Linked DNA regions of Homo sapiens: regions 1 and 3 are each linked to region 2. The links are chromatin contacts, found by Hi-C or POLR2A ChIA-PET in ENCODE. All regions are on one chromosome and are shown on one strand. The core of a region is the stretch at or near the end of the contact, and the rest is flanking DNA. Distances in the headings are between cores, read along the strand shown. Region 1 holds the start of ANKRD37 (ankyrin repeat domain 37). Region 2 holds the start of SORBS2 (sorbin and SH3 domain containing 2). Region 3 overlaps FAM149A (family with sequence similarity 149 member A).

What was found. Hi-C counts contacts between places; a loop is a spot of excess contacts on that map. ChIA-PET counts read pairs that join two places held with the same protein, here RNA polymerase II (POLR2A). Pooled maps may share reads with other maps.
Region 1: a pooled map shows a loop between it and region 2 (4-fold over the local background). The contact joins the promoter of ANKRD37 here to the promoter of SORBS2 in region 2. A Hi-C loop is called at or near these places in 1 of 37 single-sample maps with no recorded cell type and 4 of 50 pooled maps. POLR2A ChIA-PET finds 5 or more read pairs at or near these places in 1 of 52 experiments (Panc1).
Region 3: a loop to region 2 is called in a pooled map, with 4 times the contacts of the local background. The contact joins the enhancer-like site here to the promoter of SORBS2 in region 2. A Hi-C loop is called at or near these places in 7 of 37 single-sample maps with no recorded cell type and 5 of 50 pooled maps. POLR2A ChIA-PET finds 5 or more read pairs at or near these places in 1 of 52 experiments (activated CD4-positive, alpha-beta T cell).

The regions. Positions count from the first base shown.
Region 1 is chr4:185,394,540-185,398,119 of GRCh38, reverse strand. ANKRD37 (ankyrin repeat domain 37) reads right to left here and starts at 1,279. Exons shown (of 5, transcript NM_181726.4): 1 at 1,170-1,279; 2 at 818-970. The coding sequence starts at 1,196. LRP2BP (LRP2 binding protein) reads left to right here and starts at 2,196. Exons shown (of 9, transcript NM_001377440.1): 1 at 2,196-3,341. RefSeq lists silencers at 1,294-1,663, 1,884-2,073 and an enhancer at 1,694-1,763.
Region 2 is chr4:185,810,517-185,814,175 of GRCh38, reverse strand. It overlaps SORBS2 (sorbin and SH3 domain containing 2), which reads left to right and starts at 1,982. Exons shown (of 27, transcript NM_001395207.1): 1 at 1,982-2,512.
Region 3 is chr4:186,148,806-186,152,099 of GRCh38, reverse strand. It overlaps FAM149A (family with sequence similarity 149 member A), which reads right to left. Exons shown (of 14, transcript NM_001395294.1): 2 at 2,817-2,927; 3 at 2,396-2,534; 4 at 55-197. Among named protein-coding and RNA genes, the nearest start is that of FLJ38576, 41 kb to the left of the region's middle. RefSeq lists a silencer at 1,967-2,162 and an enhancer at 2,181-3,294. Within about 2 kb of position 1,919, at least 9 of the 41 ENCODE cell types and tissues checked have a DNase peak (open chromatin) inside an H3K27ac peak, as active enhancers do.

The DNA.
Region 1 (3,580 bases), core at 30-2,529, 420 kb after region 2:
CGGGCACGGTGGCGCGTGCCTGTAATCCCACCTACTAGGGAGGCTGAGGCAGGAGAATCTCTTGAACCCAAGAAGCAGAGGTTGCAGTGAGCCGAGATCGCGCCATTGCACTCCAGTCTGGGCGACAAAAGCAAAACTCCGTCTCAAATAAATAAAAACGTGTAGCCATATGCACATACATTAAAATGTAAGCAAATAAAAAGAGTTCTTCCAGAAAAGTTTACAATTTAAAATTCACCATGCTTTAATATTCAGTGGAAGATGCAAACTACAGTAAGAAAACTCTTTAGGAAATTAGAATGCTTGTGGACATAGCTCCTAAGTATTTCAATTGCTGCAGGGAGACTTTTGGTAATGTAGCAATTACTTCTTTTGAAATAAACTAGATCTGTGCTGTTCAATATGATAGTCAACAGCCACTTAAGGCTAGAGTATTTGAAATGTGGCTAGTCTGATTTGAGATACGCTGTCACACCAGATTGTGAAGACAGAATAAAAGAAAGTGTAAAATATCTAATCAGCAATTGCTTTGATTACATATTGAACTGATAACATTTTGGACAAATTGGGTCAAATACTAAAATTTCATGTTTCGTTTATTAATGTGGCTACTTAAAAACTTCAAATTTCTCATGTCCTCACATCAAGACTGGAAAAAAACTCTTAAATTACATCTGTGTCTTGCATTATATTTCTGTTGGACATCGCTGCTATAGACATGTTTTTAACAGCTGAAACAACTCTTGGCGTCTGAGAAATGTTTGTGTGTGTCTGGGTTGGAGGGGACGGCTGTACACAGCAACAGTTACCTAGTTACCTGCTGGTTGAGGTCAGCGCCCGTTTGCAGCTGCCAGAGAAGAAAGCAAGCAAGGCCGCTTCCTGCGGCTAAGTGGACAGGCGACTGCTTGCAGGGATCCGGGGGTGCGTTGACCGAGGCCCCTGTCTCCAGCAAATGCTTCAGACCATCCACCTGCAGGAAGAGAACAGATCCAGCACCCTTCCCACCTTTGTCCAGTCCCGCGCCCCTCCGGGCTGGAAACCTCCCCGCCCTTCACAACCAGCTCTGACCAGGCAGCGCCCAGTGGTCCGTCCCCGCATTAACGAGAAGACGAATCTAGAAGCTTGAGCCTGCAGGACAAAAGCTCGGGCTCTGTGAGCCCGAATCTCACCTCGGGGTTGCAATCCAGCAACAGCATTTCCCGCCTAAGGCAGATGACAAGAGTCCTTGGAAGTGCAGAGAGGTGAGACACTCGCCGCACCCCGACAGGTAAGAATGCGCAGGCTGGCCCTAGCACGGGAGAATTTAAAGACCGCTGGGACTTCCGGGCCGGCCCTTGGCAGCCGCGCCCCAGCTCCGGTTACGCCCGAGCAGCCTAATCCTCAACGACCCGGACCCTGTCCAGCCCCGCCACGGCCGCACGTACACAAACACTGGCACGTGGAGCCCGGCGCCGGGGGCAGGGGGAGGGGGCGGGCGCGCGAGGCCATCCGCCGATTGGCCAGCTGTGGATGCGTCAGGCCCTCCCACCTCGGGGCGGGGCCCGCGGCGGCCCCACGGAGCCTCAGCGCGCGTGCGCAGGGTAAGTCAGTGGGCGTGAGAGGACTGGAGTAGGAGCGGGTGGGGCTCCGCGGCCGCCATGAGGCGCGCTGAGTTTGACACGTCTCCCGGTAGTGCGCCCGCCCTTTAATCCTTACGGAGAAGCGGGAGTTTCGGCTGCAGGTTTTGGCTCTGCCGGCGCGCACGTAACCAGGAAACTGGGAGCCACGCGCAGCTCCCCGTCGACGCCGCCTTCAGAAGCCGCTGTGCACTGCGCTGCTGCCGCCTCGGCGCCGGGGAACGCAAGTTCCTTTACCTCGCGCGCAGTCGCCCGCCTCCCAACCCGGGAGGTGAAGGCGGGGACGGCGAGCGCGAACTCGAGGGGATGGCTGTCCCGAGTGGCAACGGCCGAGCCCGGCCCGCGCAGGGACCCTTGTGGAGGGGCCCTCGGGGAGAGGCCGCAGCACGCTGGGGTCGTCACGCTGGTCCACGCCGGGCTCTCCTCCCGGGAGAGCGGACCCGGCCGCGTGCGATTCGGACCCGCGGGGCTGGTGAAGCCGCTGTCCGGCCCCGCGGGTGCTGTCGGGCGTGCGTCACTGCTTTTTGTAGAACATGACCTGACTTCCGATGGCAGCTACTGACGTCAGAGCTGCTCCCTAGACTCTCCCTAAGCGTCTTTCCAGAAGGATCTGCTTAGAAACCAAAGCTCCAGCCGAGTGTTTCTTTTCCCCTACATTTTTAGTGATTCCCTTCTGTTGATGCCTTTGAAAGCTCGGAGAAATAAATACGTTTATTGTTATGCTGTTAGAAAACAAGTTCATGCTTGTCCTCTAAAGATAAGTGGTCTTTTCATTCTACTTTTTGTTTTGTAGTAAGAGCCATAAAATTTGCAATCGCAAGTTTATGTTGTTATACTTAGTTACCCAAGGGGTAGTTTTAAGCATTTTTATTCATATGAATATTTGAATATAAATGTGTGTTCAAATATATAGAATCGTTCTTATATTCCACATTTTTAATATTTAAACTATTCACAATATCTTTTAATGATGTTTAAAGAACGGCAGTGTAGAGATACTGTTGTCAGATTTGTGAGGTGAGCACACGTTGATATTGCCAGTTTCGCTTTTGTTTATCAATTCAATAAGCACTGCTTTTTAAAACACGTGTTGAAGCTTCAGGTTTGCACAGAAGTTCATTTTCAGGAATTCCTAACTAATAAAGGGTATCAGACACGTTCTTACAGTTTTGAACATAAATACTGCAGTTAGCATATGTAGTGGGATATTTGTGTGGTGAAAGTGCCTCCATATTTCATATCTTTTCTTTGAAACAAGATTCTGTTCAGTATGCATTAAGTGGTAGTTATTTTTTAACTTCCTGTTACATACGTAAATTTCATAAGGAAAGGAAATTTGGGGAGTCGTTACAGCTTTTCTCCCTTTAATCACAGCGTACCTGTCCATTGCTCACATTGTTTTCAGAAAAAAAAGTTGTATCTCAGCTGGATATCTGACTTGACTTTAGTAATGGGCCTAGAAACTATAAACTGAACAAAGCTTATAATGCACAAAAACAGGATAAGTACATTTGGGGGACAATATCTTACTGGCAAGTAACTGGAGTTTCACCAGGCGTGTAGCAGGTGGGATCAATTTTCTAAAACGGAAGATGATCTAAGATGCATATTTTATAGGCGTTCTCCTAAGCAGTGCTAATTCTACATGTTTTAATTGCTGGTAGATGCGTTTCCAGAACGAGGATGCCATTTACAGCGAGTGTTAAAAAAAACGTTGGATGATGAGTAAGTGACCGAATAGATGAGAGATGTGTGGGCTGAATCTTGAGTAGTAAGAGTTTGCTAAGGAGTCCAGGAAGGGAAGAGTATTTCTAAGAAGTGTAAAATATCTTCCAGTATTGAGAGCACTATATGTAGTTCAGTCTGGGGGCAGTGTGTGATACACATGCAGCTGTGATGTGAAATAGAGAAAGGCCGACAAATGAGAAAGTATTAACCACTAACGTCTATTCCAGTTTATTATA
Region 2 (3,659 bases), core at 733-3,232:
CACCCTAAAACATCAAGTGCACCTAGAGTTTTCTTGATATCCTTTTGTAACATGCCAGCATTTTGTCAAAATCACTGAAGTTCTTCTGAAGTGATGAGTCAACAAATGTGTGATGTTGAAAAGTAAATTAAAACACAGATTTCACACCAGCCAGTCATCAGTCCCTATTCATACAGTGTCGTAGGTCCTCATTTAGAGGCATTGAGAAATTAGAATATTCCAAGCATGGAGGGCAAAGAAGACATGGACCAGATTGGCTTCCAGAGAGTTGATAGAACAGTCTGGGAGTCAGACATAAAAGGAGAACTGCTAAGAAGTCCCAGGGCGTGACAAGGCCTGTAATAGCAGAGGTGGACCCCGGTACAGGGGAGTCGCAGAAGAGGTCGCTCAGACCCCACCTGGGAGAGTCATGAGTGAGGTGGTCCATTTGGGCCAGGTGTTGGAAGATAAAAGAGGAGGCAGATTGGGATGGAGGTTAAAGGTGCTGGGGCGAGGAGCAGTCAGATTGAGAAGGTTTTTAATAGTAGCAGCATCTGCAGGGCAAGGAAATGGTGTGTAATGCAGGATTCTGAAACGTGGGCAGTGAATAGTAGAATGGGAGGCTGAGGGCGAAGGCAGGGGCACGCTCAGCAACAGCAAATGCAAAATAACTTCAGGGAAGGGAACTTCAGTGAGAAAAGGTAGGCTGGCTGGAGGCGATCTGAAGCGGTGAGGACTCTCCCAAGCAGGAAAGCGCCACCCACTTGTCCTCCATGGATACGCTGACCCTGGGTGGCTCAGACCTACCTAATGTGAATCCGGTTGGGGAGGAAGGGGAGCGGGCATCCCCAAATCTACATCCACAGGATTCCTATGCAGTCAAAATTTGGGAATTAATACTGAAGGCAGGAGTGTTAACATGGGTAGGGAAACGCAATACTGACGGAATCCTAAATCAATGACTACTTAGCAAATAGAACATCTATATTTACAAGTCCAAAGTGTTAACATAACTATTTGAAACAGATTGCTAGAAACAAAAATAAATGGGACAGTGCCTTGGAAATATATCAGATAGAATATGACTGGTGATAGAGTCCTGAAAAAGAAGAAAAGCCTGGGGGTTCTGCAGAAGATTTACGTTGTTCATGGCATTAATCATGGTAGATTCCCAGAGGAGGTGAAATGTTATGGACGGGTGGAATGTGATCCATTTTACTGAGGAAGTAAAACTATTCTTGCCTTGAAGGTAATGTTTAAAGTCAAAGAATTTTTAATTAGGTGCGGATTTTTTAAAAAGAATTTTTAATTTACAAATAAGATTGAGTTAAAGAATCATTTTCTGCCGTAGAAGCAATAGGATTTTTTAAAAATTCTATTTTAAATTGCATAAAAAGCATCTTAAAGTAATCAGATAAGTTGAGCCATAAGTAAATGGATATTTAAAGATCTTATTAAAATAGTCTACCTGATTTAGTTATTATTCTGACCCTATATAGCAATTCACAGGGTTTTGTTTCAATTAAGTGGCTCTAAGATTATCATTTAAAAACAAAAAGTGTAACTCTCCCGTTTGCAGCTCTCTGCACTCATTCTATGACTGGAAGGTGGGGCTTGTTTTGACAATGCTTCCAGTTAGGGTCTCTTAAGTGATTTGCATGTTATTAACCTGGATAGCCACTAATAGGGCTTCACTTCCTCGATTTCATACATAGCCCCGGCTCATATAAAAAAGAGTTCTTCAGGAGAGCAGAAAAATCGGAGCACTTGCACTATCGGTGAAATGTGTAGAAAGATAACAGAAGCTACCCTCCTCAAAAAAATGATGAGTTTGATGAAAAGAAATTAACAAGCTGTGTGAGTGTGCTGCACATGATCAGCCATGCTTGCTAAGTCTGTCTGTTGGTTGTTGCTATGGCTACGAAAAGCCAGTGGAACCCAATGAGCTGTCTGCAGCAGAGCTGAGAGGACCAGCCATTTTACTTATGGAAAACAGTGTGGCATATTCTGCTGAGCTTCGCCCTGGAAGAAGCCTCTTTTATACATCTCTTCAGGGAAGAGAGAAGCAATGGGCATGTTAGTATACAATGATCACAGCCACGCAGGCCTGCAAGCTGCCTTTTGGACAGGCTGTTGACTGCCGTTCCAATTAGCTGATTGGAGAATGTGGAATGCAGAGTGATAATGCTGCATATCTGCTATCAGGCAGCAGCAAAGGTTTTTGTCTTGGGAAGGCAAGCTTTCCCTGCAATATTATCTCAGCAGCTCCCTAGCTGCTTACCCTGAAAACGAGGGATCCAAACGGAGGGTGTTGCACTCTGCTAACGCTGGTCCTGTGCGTGGCTGTGGCATATGAGCGGCAGGTCTGAAAAAGCAGGTGTGTGCTGGGACGGGCACTGGACTGGAACGCAGGCGGACGCTCTCGGGTTTACCTGCTTCCTGTTAACAGATTGTGGGCTCCCAGGGCATATGTCTGCACGCTGAGGCCGAGGCGGAGAAGGGGCTTCCTGAGCGTCCCAGTACACTGACAGAGGTAAGCTTTTTTGACCTTTTTGAAAGCACAGCATAAAAATAACTGGGGCAAAACTTAGCCTGAAAGATTTACGTTGATTGTGTGATTTGGATTTACCAAACAAACATACACAGACACATACACACACGCATACACACACATTTCTAGAAAATAGTATCAGAGACATAGAGTTGTTTCAGTGAATTTTGGTTCTAGCAATTGGAAGATAAAAAACATGACCGATATGCTTTGGGGTTTTAAAACCAATATTTACTGTTTGAGCAGACTACGATGGCTTGTTCTGAACCGTCCTCACAGCCAACAACATTTCTCGCTTGTGAACAATGGATTCTTTCGTGACCTGCACTTTGACTTGTATTCAGAGAACTACATGAAAAAGAACTACATGAGAAGCATTTCTTTTTAAGCCTCGTAAATGATTTATTTAACTCTTAACACAGCTATGTACACACTTAAATTGAAGAATTCTGTTCTCTATGTGGGTCATAATAGCCAGTGGATTTTGTACTTGCTTACCCTGGACTGAGTGTCTTGGTGTCCTGTTTGATTTAGTTGGGGTAGTTGTAAAGCAAACAGTGTAGGTATTGGAAGCCGTTCACACCTCCTTTCCGAGTATCTGCATGCCTTGCTGGCCCAGAGCACAAGACCCCCATTGTGCTCCCCCGGCTCAGAATCCAAGGAAAGAAAGGAAGCGAAGCCTCTGCATTGAGTTCTAGGACAGCTGAGGTATGTGGCAGTAAAACTTCTTTTCTTGCACAATTTTTCTCACAAGCAGATAGGTTTCAGAGATAAAGAGTGAAACCAAAAACACCGCACACCTCATCCAAATCTGCGCTCATACTTGCAGCAAATGTTTGCTGTCAGTTGCTTCATAATAACAGCACAGACCCCGAATTGCAGGAGGAATTGCCTGGTAGTGAGTATTTCCTTGATTTATAGTCTCTTAGGAACAAAGCTGTTACTGTGGATTGAAACTGGTCAGTCAAATCAAAATCCCTGGTAAGAAAATGACGGAGTAAGGATTAGATTCTGGTTCAGCAACATTTCAGCTTTACTCAAGTCAGTTCTTTGGTTGTTTTGTTACCAAAAATGTCAGATCACTTATAATACTATTGAAAATATTTAATAAAAATGTTTGGTCAAAAAC
Region 3 (3,294 bases), core at 670-3,169, 340 kb before region 2:
GGGGTGGGTGCTTGGAAAACCCACCCCAGAGAACTTCCACCACCAAGGTCCCACCTCAAATGGAGGGATCTTCTTGTCCACTCCCCGCATTCGGCCAGCAGACTCTGGGTCTGAGGGTTCACTTTCCCTTCAAATAACATTTCCTCCACCTCCCAGAGTAACCGCTGCACTGACTGTGAACTGGCTTCGTCAAATTCCTAAACAGAAATGCACACTTGGTTACAACACTGCAAGTTACAGAACTGCGGGCTTCTGGATCAACGCTACTTATACATTTACTGTCACCCACTATGTAGGAGGGTGCATCACTTGGTAAAAAGATGGTGGCTTTGCAGTCAGACACACCTGTGCTCTAGCTGTTACCTTTCTGAGAAATGCCATCTCATTCTGAGCCTCGGATTCTTTTACTGTTAAATAGAGAAAACTTCTGCCACGGAAGTTATGAGACTCAAGAATTTGCATAGATAGAGGTATAGATGGACGTGTTCATACTGCCACAGACATCAGCGTAGACACACAGACACGTCCACATCTGTATGTCTGCAAACACAGGCAGCTCCTCACAGAGCTGTGCCTGACACACCTAAGCACACCTGCAAAATACAAGATTTTTTTTTCTTCTGGTGATACCACAGAAAAGAAAATTACTTTTGTAGAAAAGGCCATTAATCTCCTTAAATCAATGAACTGGAAAAAAAAATCCTTAGTTATCCTAAGAAGTGTGGTTATTAGGGTGAGGCCTGAGTATTAATGGAAGTTATACGAATTTCCCTGGTAATTCCATTAAACGTTGTACTAAAAGAATCCTAGAATTTGGACAGAGTAAAGCAGTGGTGCTCAGCCTTCTACCAAGGAAGGCGGGCTTGAGGGATGGTGGTGAGTGGGCGTAAGGGAGAGGAAGGAGGCAGCTGCCCCTAAGTAAGGGAGCTGCGTGCGTGAAAGGTCCTCCTAGCAGTGCTGAGCTGAGTCCCTTTCAGACCCCCTCGGTGCACCTGCCCTGCCGGCTCCCCTGAGAATCACAGCTGCACAGCTGCGGACAGAAGCGGATTCCCATGTGCAGTGGGAGTGGGGAACCACTTTTAAAGAAAGCAAAGAGGCTGGGCGCAGTGGCTCATGCCATGGGAGGCCCAGGCAGGCGGATCACAACGTCAGGAGTTCGAAACCAGCCTGGCCAACATGGTGAAACACCGTCTCTACTAAAAATACAAAAATTAACTGGGCATGGCGGTGCACACTTGTAATCCCAGCTACTCGGGAGGCTGAGACAGGAGTATTGCTTGAACCTGGTAGGCGGAGGTTGCAGTGAGCCGACATGGCACCACTGCACCTCAGCTTGAGTGACAGAGCAAGACTCTGTCTTAAAAAAAAAAAAGAGAGAAAAGGCCGGACGCGGTGGCTCACGCCTGTAATCCCAGCACTTTGGGAGGCCGAGACGGGCGGATCACGAGGTCAGGAGATCGAGACCATCCTGGCTAACACGGTGAAACCCCGTCTCTATTAAAAATACAAAAAATTAGCCGGGCGTGGTGGTGGGCGCCTGTGGTCCCAGCTACTCGGGAGGCTGAGGCAGGAGAATGGCGTGAACCCGGGAGGCGGAGCTTGCAGTGAGCCGAGATCGCGCCCCTGCACTCCAGCCTGGGCGACAGAGCGAGACTCCGTCTCAAAAAAAAAAAAAAAAAAAAAAAAGAGACAGAGAGAGAGAGAAAGCAAGCAAGCAAAAAACAACAACAACAACAACAAAACACCCAGCATAAACGAGGTAAAACAGAACACCCAAGGTGCTGCAGCCAGGTGGGCCTTAAAAAGGAGGGCTGTGTCCTGGGATCCACGGAGACCCTTGGAGGGAGGGGGAGGGAGGAGACTGGAGCCAGTGAGCTCCTGAGCAAGCTGGAGCAGTGGAGGCAGAGCTCGCCCAGCCAGAATCCCAGGCTCACACAGACAAAAGCAGTTCAGAGGCAACAGCGCCCCCAGCGGTAGGGGGTGAAGGTGAAATATCCGACTGGGAATACTGGCGGGGAGTTCTCTAATCACAGTGGCTGCCACAGCTTTTACTTTTCCAGCATTTCTTTCTTATTCAAGTCCTGAATTTCCGGCCATGGATACCATCCAAGAAGTCACAAGGAGCACACACCCGGAGAGCCGGCTGCAGGGTGGAAACAAGAAAACTGCGGGCAGCTAAGACGGGGCCAGAAGGTCACGAGGGAGTTCTGTTTTCCTCCACGGTTCGTGATCTATTATTTTCACATGTAACATGTACATGCTTTTACATGTATGTACATGTATGTATGCAATAGGTCATGCTTTTATAATTGGTAAAAATAATTTTGAATATAAGGAAGCAACTCTTCACTATAAACTGTAATTACAAGATTATCCAAAATATTCTGAGACATACGTCATCTCTCCAGGAATAAACGGAGCCCCTCTCCGTGGATGAGCCGGTGGTAGAGCTCTGTGTGGCCGACCCAGACCAAGAGGTGTGGGCTCCCGTGGGTGTATGGCTTCCGCTGGAGGAAAAGGATGACAAGGATTTGCTGCAGGAATGAACATGAGCAAAGAAATCACATTTGCTGGAAGGGCTTGGATGGCTAAGTGGCTTCACTTTTCTGAGCCTGCTTCCTCTTTCTTTCATTAAATATATTTATTAATTTCACAGTATACTAATTTTGAAATATTTTTACAGTGTGATGTTTACACTAGGTTAAAAATAAAACTGCATCTTACTTTTAGAAATTCATGGCCAGTCACTAACTTCCTTCCCACATTTGTTACGGGCATTTTGTGATTTTGTAATCTGAAGCAAGGTGAATTCTTACCAGGTATATTTATCAATGGCTTTCTGCACATTTCTTGTAAAATGCGTAGGTAAAGAATCTTTGCTCCTCACAGTAAAACCGTGCCTTCTACGTCCTTCTGACAGTCCTCTTCTGGAAATAAAATAAAACATGACGAGTCTCCCTAATGTAATAATATAGTTTTATTCATTAAGACTTTTAAAATTTCTCTTTTATACAAAGTTGCTCCTCTCGTTCTGCCACATCCCTCCAAACCCACCTGTGCATGAGCGCACACACACACACACACACACACACACACACACCCCATCCTGATGAAACTGAGACTTAGGATGTCATCATTTTTCTTTTTCTTAAAATCAAGGTTGCCATTAACCTATATGTACCTTTATGTGAACTGAAGACAACATCAACTTTTTGTGACTCAGCCAGAGAAGGAAAAGTTGCCCCAAACAGTTCACAGTATTTCAGGGATTTCAGGTCCCAGTTGTCCCTTGAC